Linked DNA regions of Homo sapiens: region 2 is linked to region 1. The links are chromatin contacts, found by Hi-C or POLR2A ChIA-PET in ENCODE. All regions are on one chromosome and are shown on one strand. Each heading gives the region's core, a stretch centred on a gene start or an enhancer-like site at or near the end of the contact. The rest is flanking DNA. Distances are from core to core; before and after follow the strand shown. Region 1 holds the start of LINC01649 (long intergenic non-protein coding RNA 1649). Region 2 has its middle 31 kb from the start of NHLH2.

Region 1 (6,408 bases), core at 2,257-4,756:
GAATGAGACCCTGTCTCTAAAAAATATTTTTTTAAAAAAGTATCATTTCCAGCCGGGCACAGTGGTTCACGCCTCTAATCCCAGCACTTTGGGAGGCTGAGGGGGATGGATCACGAGGCCAGGAGTTTGAGACCAGCCTGACCAACATGGTGAAACCTCATCTCTACTAAAAATACAAAAGTTAGCTGAGCGTGGTGCCGTGCCTGTAATTCCAGCTACTCAGGAGGATCGCTTGAACTTGGGAGGCAGAGGTTGCAGTGAGCCGAGATTGCGCCATTGCACTCCAGCCTGGGCGACAGAGTGAGACTCCGTCTCAAAAAAAAAAATTCAAAATTAGTAAATCATTAAGAGGAAGAGATAAATTGCCAATAGAAATAATAAATAGGCTTTTATATTATTTAATGATCTAATCAATAAAAAAGAATGAGTTATACGAATATATTTGTAAAATATTTAAATTTATAATTAGACAGGAATGTTTATATTGACAAAGATAATATAAACCATAATACACCATTAGAAGGAGGACATAGATCACAAATTAGTTAATAGTGAATGCCATCAATTCATAGCATATTTAAGATTAGTCATTGAGAGACTGAAATGCCACCTCATCGCAGGAGGCGCCTGGCAGGGATGGAGCTGGTGCGGGCCTGGAAGTAGATGTCCTGGTTCTACTACCAACACCTGCTGGTCACAATGCTCTACATGCTGGAGCCCGAGGAGCGGAAGGTGCTCAATTCCACGCTGGTTTCCATTGATACGCAGGATACATCTTCATGACCCAGCACATCATGGCGATATTGCACTACTTTGAAATTGTACAATAACCAAGATTAGAGGTTCCTTGGGGAAGACCCACCCTACGAAGTTGGAATGACACCATCAGATGTGATAAGAAACTCTTCTAAATGTCAACCTAACCAACCTAAAATTCATGAGTAGAACAGGAAAATCACCGACTCATGTGTTGTGTTCTATATTTTTCATTTTAAAAGAAGCTCTTGCATAGTAGCTTTTGTCTATTTTAACATTGCAGCCATTTGTACTTTGATATCACTATTTTCTTTTCTTTTTTTTTTTTTTTTTTTTTTTTTTTTTTTTGAGATGGAGTTTCACTCTTGTTACGCAGGCTGGAGTGCAATGGTGCAATCTCGGCTCACTGCAACCTCTGCCTCCCAGGTTCAAGCAATTCTCCTGCCTCAGCCTCCCTAGTAGCTGGGATTACAGGCATGTGCCACCACGCCCAACTAATTTTGTATTTTTAGTAAAGATGGGGTTTCTCCATGTTGGTCAGGCTGGTATCAAACTCCCGAACTCAGGTGATCTGCCGGCCTCAGCCTCCCGAAGTGCTGGGATTACAGGCGTGAGCCACGGTGCCCAGGTGACATCACTATTTTCTTAACCTTTGTGACTGTTTCAATATTACCCCCATGAAAGCTTTTTTTTATGTACCTTTGAGTACATTATAATTGTCTTATATTTTAAAGTCATTAGTTGGGCTTTACTGTTCTTGCTATTGTATGACATATACATCTGCCTGGATATATTTTTACTCTTGACCAAAGTTTTATAAGAACAATATAAGATTTAGGGTAGGGGCATGGGGAGGAAGGATATTTTATTAAGAACTACTTAAAAGAACTACTTGCTGGGCACGGTGGCTCACACCTGTAATCCCAGCACTTTGGAAGGCTGAGGCAGGCGGATCACAAGGTTAGGAGATCGAGGCCATCCTGGCTAACACAGTGAAACCCTGTCTCTCCTAAAAATACAAAAAAATTAACTGGGTGTGGTGGCGGGCGCCCGTAGTCCCAGCTACTTGGGAGGCTGAGGCGGGAGAATGGGTGTGAACCCAGGAGGCGGAGCTTGCAGTGAGCCGAGATCATGTCACTGCACTCCAGCCTGGGTGACAGGGCGAGACTGTCTCAAAAAAAAAAAAAAAAAAAAAAAAAGAACTACATATATCAAAATATATTTTATTAAGAGCTACTTATCTGTAAGCTTGAACTCACAAGTATAGTTTTAGCTATCTAGACTCTAACAGCTTTTGCTTTAAAACTATTAAAGCATTTGTGGTTTTTTTGTTTTGTTTTTGTTTTTTTCTTTTTTGAGACCAGAGTCTTGCTCTGTTGCCCAGGCTGGATCTCGGCTGCAACCTCCACCTCCCGGGTTCAAGTGATTCTCCTGCCTCAACCTCCCAAGTAGCTGGGATTACAGGCACCCGCAACCACACTTGGCTAATTTTTGTATTTTTAGTAGAGACGGGGTTTCACCATGTTGGTCAGGCTGGTCTCGAACTCCTGACCTCGTGATCTGCCCGCCTCAGCCTCCCAAAGTGCTGGGATTACAGGCATGAGCCACCGCACCTCGCCGGGTAATGATTCTTGAGACAAGAGGTGGTTAAGTAGCATTATTATGTAATGTTTATATACCATGGAGTTTTTACAAGAAGATAAATCTATTTCCTCTGAGGGCCACTATTAACAATGTACTTCCTTAAATTTAGTTAAGTGATCGTAATACGTGCTGCATTTGCACATTGCATTAAGTTATGATGAGCTGAATTGTTACAAATTATAGCAAAAAGAAGTGTAAACTTGGCTAAAATCCTTCCATTCTTTGTATTTTTTTAAAGATTTTTATTCCTTAAATGCAAAATGACTACCTAATTTTTTTATGTAAATTCATTAAATTCAAAGAGAAAAAAAGATTAGTCATTGAACAGTAACAACAACGAAAACAAATTAGAGATACTCTGAAATCTTAGAGTTCACATATGACAAAAATTTGATGGAAATTTCCTAAAACTGTGATCCCAAGCATTTATGTGATAGTACAAATAATGAGTTATGAAGCTCACAGAAACTTTTCCAAATTCTTAATGAAAAACAAATTTGATCAACCATGCTACTGGAAAGACTAATCTATCTTTATATGTACCCTCTTGATAGAAAATACTACAAAAATCTTTGTTATATGAAGTCGTGACCCAAGAATATATAGAGCCAAAAAATGAAGGCATAATTATATAGGGGTGTCAGGGCAATTAAGTACCATGTATATATATATATTTTTAATTTTGTGATTCTTGTGGCAGTTAAATATTTTTAAAATGTGTAATTGATAGCAATTTCTTTTCTCACTTTAAATCAACACTCAAACCTAATTTTGTATAAATATTCTTGTCATCTTTTTCTTTTAAAAAGCCTCTAAAATTATGTAAGCTTCAGACCCCAAAAGGAGTAACTTATCAAGAGGAAAAGATCCTAGATTCACTTCTGCTTCTACTTATTCTACTTCTGGATTTATTAAACCATTACTCAGATTTTAAAACACACCACACACAAAGAAAAGTTTCTAAAATAAATGAGCTAACATGGATTTTTTTCATATTCTCCATCTTCTTGATAGCCCAGAGATCCTGATACTCTTTGGACTTTGGTAGTGGAATGGTAGATGTGTGTTGAGAATGGAAGGGAGTTAAGGATGGGGTTCTAGAATTCAGATGCCCTCTTAGGGTTTGAAATGTGGGGGAAAAAAAAAGAGAATCACTGCTTATCTTAGTCTGTTCGGGTAGCTGTAACAAAATACCATACCTGAGTGACTTACAAGTAATAGAAATGTTATTTCTCACATTTCTGGAGTCTGGGAAGCCCAAGATCAAGGTGCTAGCAGATTTGGTGTCTGGTAAGGGCTAACTTCCTTGTTCAAAAATGGTGCCTTCTTGCTGTGTCCTCACATAGTGGAAGAGGTGAGGGAAATTTGGGGGGCAGCTCTCATAAGGACACTGATCATTCATGATGGCCTGCCTTCACGAGACTCAGTCACCTCCCAAGGGCCCCCAGTTCCTAACAGCATCACCTATGGCGGTGAGGATTTCAACATATACATTTTAGGAGGATACAAACATTCAGATGATAGGCCAGAGCACTGACCTAGGCAATGGCATCTACAGAAAAGAGAAAAATAATTTACTTTTGACTTGAGGTGTCTTGGGTTTAAATCCCAGTCCCACCACTTAATCATTTGTGACCCTGAGCCCCGTGAGCTTTGATTTCTGCACTTGTAAAAATAGGCAGAATATTAAATACCTTTAGAGTTTTTCATGAAAACTAAATGCTACCTCTGAAGTTAAATGAAATTGTAAGAATGAAATAAATAGGGCTGTTTTAAAGAGTAAATGTGCTCAGTAATTGGTGTTCTGTAAATGTTAACTTCGTTCTGAAATATATAGAGCAGGATGTCAACTTATGGAAAGAATGTAAATATTTTTTGGTTATAAATACCAATGAATTTTTCTTACAATGCCAATGGATCTATACATACTATATGGATTATATTTAAGCTTTTTGCCTTATCTTAAAGCTAATAGCAAATAGGGCAATGATGTATATGGGCAATTTACAAAAGAAGAAACAAGAATATCTGGTAACATAGCAAGAATTTTTTAACATTTTCTTGGTCATCAAACACAATATAAACAATGAGATACCATTTTGTTTCTCACACTGGCAAAGATTAAGAAGAATGAAAATGCCCACTAGCTGGTGGTAAGGCGGGAAGGGGAAGGGTACACTCATGACATTGGATAGTTGGAGTTCAAATTGGTACAGCTGTTTTGGAGATCAATTTAAAAGTAGGCCCCCTCTCCAAAAGCAAAATAAAACTTTAAAAATGTTTACTCTGCATTTAAAGCTGAAAGTATGCCTTACTCTATGATTTAGTTATGCCTCTCCTAGTTTATATTTTTTGAAGTATAAATATGTCATCCAAAAGACATGTATAAGAATATACATAACAGCTTTATTCAGAATAGCCTAAATGTCTATCAGAAAAAAATAAATCAATAAATTGTAGTTTTTTTTTTAAAGGATACTATGAAGCAATAAAAAGAATGAATTACTGCTATACTCCACAGCATGGATGAATCTCACAGACATTATGTTGAGTGAAGGAAGCCAGAAACCAAAGAATACACACTCTATGATTCCATTTATATGAAGTTCAAGAACAGGGGATAGCTATTGACTGGGAAGAGGCATGAAAAGCATTCTGGAAAATGTTTAATCCATTGATCTGGGTGGTGGTTGTACCCATTGTCTATACACTTGTAGAATTCAAATCGCAGTACACTTGAGATTTATTCACTTTGTTGTATATATGCTATACCTCAATTTAGAAGTTTTGAGAAAACATACACTTTGACTTAGCAAGTATGTTTTCATTCTAAAGAAAAAAGTCAGAGGAGTACAAAAAAGGTTTACATACAAGAATGATCACCATAGCATTATTTATAGTAGCAAAAATCTGGAAATACAATCCAATAATAAGGAAGTAGTTAAATAAAATTATGATACATCAGATAGTAGAATGCTATAATCATTAAATCAGATAAAATAGAAGAGTCAAAAATATGGAAAGTTTTTCATAATATAATGTTCCAAAAAAAAGTAGGTTAACCAAACAGTATTTAAGATTTAATACTATATTTGCTTAAAATATACATGTCTGTCTCCCTCTCTCTCTCTCTATATATATATATGTATATTACATAATCCACATGCTTATCACACGTATCTCTGACTAATGGGATTGTAGATAATTTTCCCTTTCTTTCTCTTGTTTTAAGCAGTTTTCTATATTGGACATGTCCTGTTTTGTAATCTGCAAAAATCTGAAATAAAATGTAAAAGGGAAAAATGCTAGGTGTGGTAGTGCATGCCTATAGTCCCAGCTACTAGGGAGGCTGAGGCAGAGGCTCACTTGAGCCCAGGAGTTTGAGACCAGCCTGACTGATGCAGCAAGACACCATCTCAAAAAATAAAAAATGAAAATAAATAAATAAAAAGGAGGAGAAGGCCAGGCGCGGTGGCTCATGCCTGTAATCTCAGCACTTTGGGAGGCCAAGGTGGGTGGATCATCTGAGGTTGGGAGTTCGAGACCAGCCTGGGCAACATGGTGAAACCCTGTCTCTACTAAAAATACAAAAATTAGCCAGATGTGGTGGTGCACACCTGTAATCTCAACTACTCCAGAGGCTGAGGCAGAAGAATCACCTGAACCCAGGAGGCGAAGGTTGCAGTAAGCTGAGTTTGCACTACTGCACTCCAGGCTGGGTGACAGAGTGAAAGTCCATCTCAAAAAAAAAGGTAGGGGAGGGGATTGAAAAAGAAAGAACAAGAGTGAGCAAATCAACTCTCTATATAAGTAAGCTGTTCTGAACATTTACATATTGCATTCTAGGTATGCCCTTGATGAAGGTAGTTAACCTCTCTAAGCCTCAGGTCCTCTCTGTAAAATGGGAATAATTATTGCACCTAACTTATGGTATTGTTATCTGGATTAAATTAAATATTCTGTATGTAGTGCTTAGCAGTGTCTGACATATCATAAACACTTCATCAA
Region 2 (6,408 bases), core at 2,672-5,171, 110 kb before region 1:
TGCCACCCTATTGGACTCAGTATGGGCCTCAGAAACAAGGTAGTATTTTAGCCATGACTGGGTTTCCCAAGTCCATGGTGCCACAGAGGAGATAAGGAGAGAAAAGGAAGGGATACTTTTATAGAGCCTTTCCCAGTTGTTGAATTAAGAAAACACATCTCAGGGTCAGACACATGGTCACTGGCAGAGACTCACTGAGGATACAGATAAGCACATACTTTGGGAATGAAGCAAGGAGATACTCCAGGTAACAATGTTTTGTATAACAGTTGGCTGACTTGAACCCTGATATCTCATTTCAGAGTGGAGGGGTCACTGATGCTTGCACTGAACTTTGTCCTCTCTTCCAGAAGTCTTTGAATCTAACTAGGACTTTAAAAGGCCCTTACGTGGAACTATTCCACTAATGGGATGGTAGATGGCCTCTGAACTTCTTTAGTACAATAGTGACAGGGGAGAAAGGGGGTGGTTGCTCGAATAGCCTAGCTAAGATCTTAGCTTTTGTAAACTGAAGGCTTAAGGACATCATGCCCAGTAGGGGGAGCCCTTATCAACAAAGATACCTGTGGGATGTTGGAATGAACAGGAAATGCTAGGAGGGTTTGCTGAGGTCCTGAAGACACCCTTAAAACAAATATGTAAGATTAAAAGGAAACTGCTAACTTTCCAAGTTCCAAATTCTACCAACTTTGTTGTCTTCCCTATTATTCCCATTGCTAATGTGAGCCTACACACTGATACCCAAGCCTAAACTGTAAAACAGTGGTTCTTACCTGGAGGCAATTTTGCTCCCAACTATCCCCTAACCCCCAACCCCCTACCCCTTATTCTCAGGACACATTTATCAGTGTCTGGAGACATTGCTGGTGATCAGACACCTGCACAACAAAGAATTATCTGGCCCAAAATGTCAATAGTGCTGAGGTTAATAAATCCTGCCTTAAAACAATATTTTATTTGTTTGCAAGTTACAATGATATTGAATTGTACAAACTCTCCAACTCTTAGTTTCTCATCATTCTTCTGTCTTTCATCTGAATTCCTAAAATCACACTCTCAAATTTCTTGAACTCTTCATTCAGAGTTATCCTGTAAATAGTTACGTAATATCCTTGAAAATCACATGTCCCAGATGTGTTTCTCTCACTAGACAAGTCTCCACCCCATCATCCCCATCCCAAGTTCCTTCTTTCTTTCTTTCTTTCTTTTTCTTTTTTCTTTCTTTCTTTCCTTTCTTTCTTTCTTTCTTTCTTTCTTTCTTTCTTTCTTTCTTTCTTTCTTTCTTTCTTCTTTCTTATCTCTTTCTTCTTTCTTTCTCTCTCTCTTTCTTTCTTTCTCTCATGTTGTTTTTTTATTATTATTATTATTTTTTTTTTGAGACGGAGTCTCACTCTGTCGCCCAGGCTGGAGTGCAGTGGCACTATCTTGGCGCACTGTAAGCTCTGCCTCCCCGGTTCATGCCATTCTCCTGCCTCAGCCTCCAGAGTAGCTGGGACTACAGGCACCCACCACCATGCGCAGCTAATTTTTTGTATTTTTTAGTATAGACGGGGTTTCACCGTGTTAGCCAGGATGGTCTCGATCTCCTGACCTCTCATGATCCGCCTTCCTCGGCCTCCCAAAGTGCTGGGATTACAGGCGTGGATCCTACTTTCTACTTACGTATCTAAATTTTGTTATATATGGACCTCCACCTCTTACAAGACATGAAACAGCTCATAAGTTTGAAATCATAGTTTTAAAAAGCTATGTACTCTTCCCATGAAAGCCTCCAAACTGTTAAGGCAAAGCTTCAGATTCAAGTTTCTTTTGGTTTCTCTTCACTCCAGCATGTGATCTGGAAATTATTTCTTCCTATAGATGGTAGTGGAAGAGGAGGTGGTAGTAGAAGGCACACTTCCCTCTCTATATTATTTCCTTAAAATTACTGCATTTTCTTCCTCAGGATCCTGGTCAGACATGGACTGTTAGATCTTAAAGGGACCTTACCAGCCTGTGGTGAATATAGCAAACTGCTTGACTCAACCTCCACCCTGTCACCTCCTGGTCTGCTTCCTGTACTGTGAGTGCTGGAAAGTTCAACATTTCATTTCTCAAGCTTTCCTTGCAAGCAAGGTCTTACATACACTTAGGTTCTGCCATTTACATGCACAAGTGAGATTTGAATAGTGGAAGCAAGGCAGAGGCTGCCTTCCTGTCCCATTTGCTGTTGTTGCTGGTAAGCAAGATTGAGGACAGAGGGCATGTACTGTGGTAGTGTCTGTCCCTAGCTTCCTGGCATCAAGAGGTGGTGGAGGCAGCAGAGGATGTGGATCCTTGGGTAGCAGGCATGGCGGCGTGTCTTTGAACTCAGCAGTTCCAGTAGTGGCTTTCTGGAGGCCCATCCTAGAATCCCGTCCTCCCACCCTTTCAATCACTTTGTATTACTTCATTTTCTGTATTGCATTTCTGTGTGCTTATAATAACCAACTTTCTGTATTCTGCATAGAACACTGCCTCTACGAGGTCATAAACAATGAAGAAATTCCTGTCTTGCTTGCCACTAACCTAGGTGCAGAACTGAGGGCCCCAACAGTAGTGGAGAGTGGGAGATAATGAAGGGAAAACCAAGCCAGGAAGTGGCAGGGCCAGGGGAAGGGAGTATGCTGTTACATGTGCTGTTACACTTGGTTGTGGGGAGAACTCAGAGAGGCTTTCCAAATATATACAAGGATGTCATCATGTTTACTGGAATGTAAAATGTTCATAGTGCCTAGGCTTGTCATTAAAAACAAGAATGGGCTTGGACTACATAATGAGCAGAAATACCTATTAATCTAAGTCCTCGTCTGGAAAAAGTGTAGAGGAGGTGGGCACCACTTATTAAATGTATCTTATGTTTTATAAACCAGCTGACAAAGTGATAAAAGTAAGGTGTAAGATTGTGCACAAAAAGCTTGTATTTGCATAAAATCAAACCTCAGGTTTTCTGGCTATGGATTATACCCATTGCTGAGAAGTTTAATTTACCAGCTGTTTACAGCATGTTATTCAAATAACCTATAAGTTGCCGGCACAGCAATGTATTGCATTTCTAGGACATACTGTAGATTCTTGCAACTGTTGTTCAGTGTAAATTCTACTTTACAGTATCTGAAAATTGCCTACAGTTCTGTACCCAGTTTGGACATGACTATCTGGCAAAAGAAATAAGCTGGAGAGTTGAAGAAGGACAATTAGACTTTTTGGAAAAGCTGAAAATTAAAAGGTGAAGTGCTGTGTTGGACAAAAGCAAGACCACCAAGGCCACTTGGAGAAGAGCGGAGTGGCCTTGGACTCTGGATAAGCTGGGAAACATCCTCCCAGTGTTTTCTGCAAGTGTTCATTCCTGCCCATCTGTTCTGTGCAATACATAAGTGCCCCACTTATGTTGTTTGCACAGAACCTACTCTGTGGTGAAATGCCAGGTTCTGGCTGCATGCTTTCCCAACAGTCCCTTCTTCTGTCACTCCAGAGTTGGGTGTGTGTCAGGGGTCCCCAGGCGCTCAAGGTTTCATTGACAATTCATTAGAGAGATTCACAGGACTCAGAAAGCTGTTGTACTGATGGTTACAGGTTATTCCAGCAAAAGGATATAGATTAAAATTAGCAAAGGGAAAAGATACATGGGGCAAAGTCCAGGAGAAACCAGGTGCAAGCTTCCAGATGTTCCCTCCCAATAGAGCTGCACAGGATGTATTTAATCCTCTCAGCCTCAGTGTGTGATAACACATATAAAGTGTTGCCAACTAAGGAAGCTCACCCAAGCCTTGGTGTCTAGAGTTTTTATTGGGGATCTGTCATGTAGGCATGCTGTACCTGTGTGACTGGTTTCAGCTACTCAGACTCCAGCACTCCTAGACCAAAAGCAAGTGTTTGCCACAAGTCACATTGTTAGCACAATCTGATCCAACTGGTAACATGTGACCCAAGGCCTCAAGCAAACAAAATGTCCCTTATCAGGCAGAATATCCAGGGACTCAGAGCTTATCTCCCGGAAACTGGCCAAGGGCCATTGCGGAAATCAGGCCTTTCTTGGGAATGTATAGGGTTTGAGCAACTCAGATCTCCTGAGCTAACACTTTCCTTCCCAGCAAGAAGGGGTAGTTTGGAGGCAGAGGGACTTTTTCTGGCCAGTGGCCTCAGGACTGAAGCCTTTCTGCATAGAGACTCAGCTCCCCACAATAGCAGTGTTTTGGTAACCATGAGCATTTGGTCAGACCATCTGTGCTGGGCATAAGGGTTGATAGTGTCCACACTACCTATGCTACTGCTGAGAGTGGGAAACCTGCTGGGGGATTCCTTCAAGGATGAGTCATCCTCAAGGGGCCTCAACCCTTTGTCCCCACCGAGCATCACTCCTAAGTGCTACCCATTTCACCCTTAAACATTACTCAGACCTGCCCTTCCTCTGAGCCTCTGCCAGCATTACCTAGTCCAGATCAACGTCATCCTTCACTTGTACCATTGCAGCAGGCTCCTCCCCAGCCTCCTGGCCCACTGTCATCCCACTACAGTCAGAGTGAGCTTTAATGAAACTAAGTCTCCCCTTCAGTGGCTCCCCATGGCCTGTAGGATGAAATCCAAGCTCCATGACTCTGAATGGAACATTCTCTTGCCCCTACTCCAGCCTCTTGTCTCCTCTGCCTCTCAAGATTGCCTTTGACAATCCAAATTGCTTGTAGATCTCAGTATAGAGCTTGTTGTTTCTGTCTGTTGTTTCTTTGCACCAAGAGCCAATCATAATCCCAAAAGACACAATCTCAAATGTGATAATCCCACATGTTGAAATCCCCAAAAATCAAAATCACAAAATTACAATTCTGGGAAAAGTAATTTTAAAATTAGTTTAAAGATATTTTATTTGAGATACATATAAAAATGACAGAACACTCACAGGCCACTTTATACAATAAAATAGATAAAAGTAATACATTTTTGCAATCATAACTACTCAGGTATACTGACAGTCACATCGTGATGAGCAGACAACTGTATTCATAAAGAAATAGGTCAAAAAGTGAAATGTATATATAAATATCATTATGGTTGGTAATTGTGTACACCCAGTCTCATAACTGTAACCATCTGAAATACTGTGATAAACAACCTAAGTCTTTTGATGAAATAGATCAAAAAATGCAATGGGTCACCAACTCATCATATGCACTTTCTCAAAGAGCTGAGATCTCGAGAAATTGTTTTTTTTTTTTTTTTTTTTGAGACGGAGTCTCGCTCTGCCGCCCAGACTGGAGTGCAGTGGCACTATCTCGGCTCACTGCAAGCTCCACCTCCTGGGTTCACGCCATTCTCCTGCTTCAGCCTCCCGAGTAGCTGGGACTACAGGCGCCCGCCACCACGCCTGGCTAATTTTTTGTATTTTTAGTAGAGATGGGGTTTCACTGTGTTAGCCAGGATGGTCTCCATCTCCTGACCTCGTGATCCGCCCGCCTTGGCCTCCCAAAGTGCTTGGATTACAGGCGTGAGCCACCGTGCCCGGCCGATCTCGAGAAATCTTATCTTTCATAAATACAGGTGCACAAAAAGGACATCTCTTCATTTGTTGAGGAAGTTTCAGTGTTTTCTAATGTCCAAGGCAGCAGAAGAAAAGTCTGTTCCAGCTCTCAGATGCCAATAGCCTTCTGTATTTGTTCTCTCCAGGACCCTTGCCGATTGGATGGTGTCCTCTAATATTGGGTAAAGATCTTCCCCAGCTAATCCACTCAGTCTCAGGCACTAATCTCCTCTGGAAACACCCTCACAAACACACCTAAAATAACGCTTTACCAGATTTCTAGGTATTCTTTAATCCAGTCAAGTTGACATTTAAAATTAAGTCCACAAGTTCACCCCTTGTCAACTTGGCACTCACACACATCTCCTTAAACATACCTCATTTCCAATGAAGACAATAACAAGTAATAGTTCTGCCTAAAATGATACGTCTATACTGTGATTGTAATTTAGACTTTAGGGGTTTAAATCTTTTGGGATTTCAGTATTCAGGATTATGGCATTTTGGATCATGTCTCTCAGGATTATGACCCAAACCCCTTTGCAACAGTCCTACTGCCTGGAACATTGCTCTCTTCTCACTTCCTTGCCTTAGCCTAGCCACCCTCTACTCCTGGACTGAGCTCAGGTATCACCTTAGGAAGTCTTCTCCAACTCCCTTCCTTAGCCCCACAAGCCAGGTTAGCTGCTTTCCTCCTCTGTGCATTATAATTATCTGTTCACTTGCCTGCCTTCACTTCTAGAATAGTCTCCTTGAAGACAGACATGGTGTCTTATTAGTTTTTTTTTATCCCAAATAGCTAGCACAATGCCCGCACAGAGCAGGTGCTCAGCAATTGTTTAGTGTATGAATAAATGAAAGGGTAAATTAATAAA

Evidence for each region. Hi-C counts contacts between places; a loop is a spot of excess contacts on that map. ChIA-PET counts read pairs that join two places held with the same protein, here RNA polymerase II (POLR2A). Pooled maps may share reads with other maps.
Region 2: a map of DLD1 shows a loop between it and region 1 (3-fold over the local background). The contact joins the enhancer-like site here to the promoter of LINC01649 in region 1. A Hi-C loop is called at or near these places in 1 of 168 maps with a recorded cell type or tissue (DLD1) and 1 of 50 pooled maps. POLR2A ChIA-PET finds 5 or more read pairs at or near these places in 1 of 52 experiments (CD4-positive, alpha-beta T cell).

The regions. Positions count from the first base shown.
Region 1 is chr1:115,915,870-115,922,277 of GRCh38, forward strand. LINC01649 (long intergenic non-protein coding RNA 1649) reads left to right here and starts at 3,507. Exons shown (of 3, transcript NR_125969.1): 1 at 3,507-3,690. It also overlaps the pseudogene LOC101928952.
Region 2 is chr1:115,807,395-115,813,802 of GRCh38, forward strand. No RefSeq gene overlaps it. Among named protein-coding and RNA genes, the nearest start is that of NHLH2, 31 kb to the right of the region's middle. Within about 2 kb of position 3,922, at least 4 of the 41 ENCODE cell types and tissues checked have a DNase peak (open chromatin) inside an H3K27ac peak, as active enhancers do.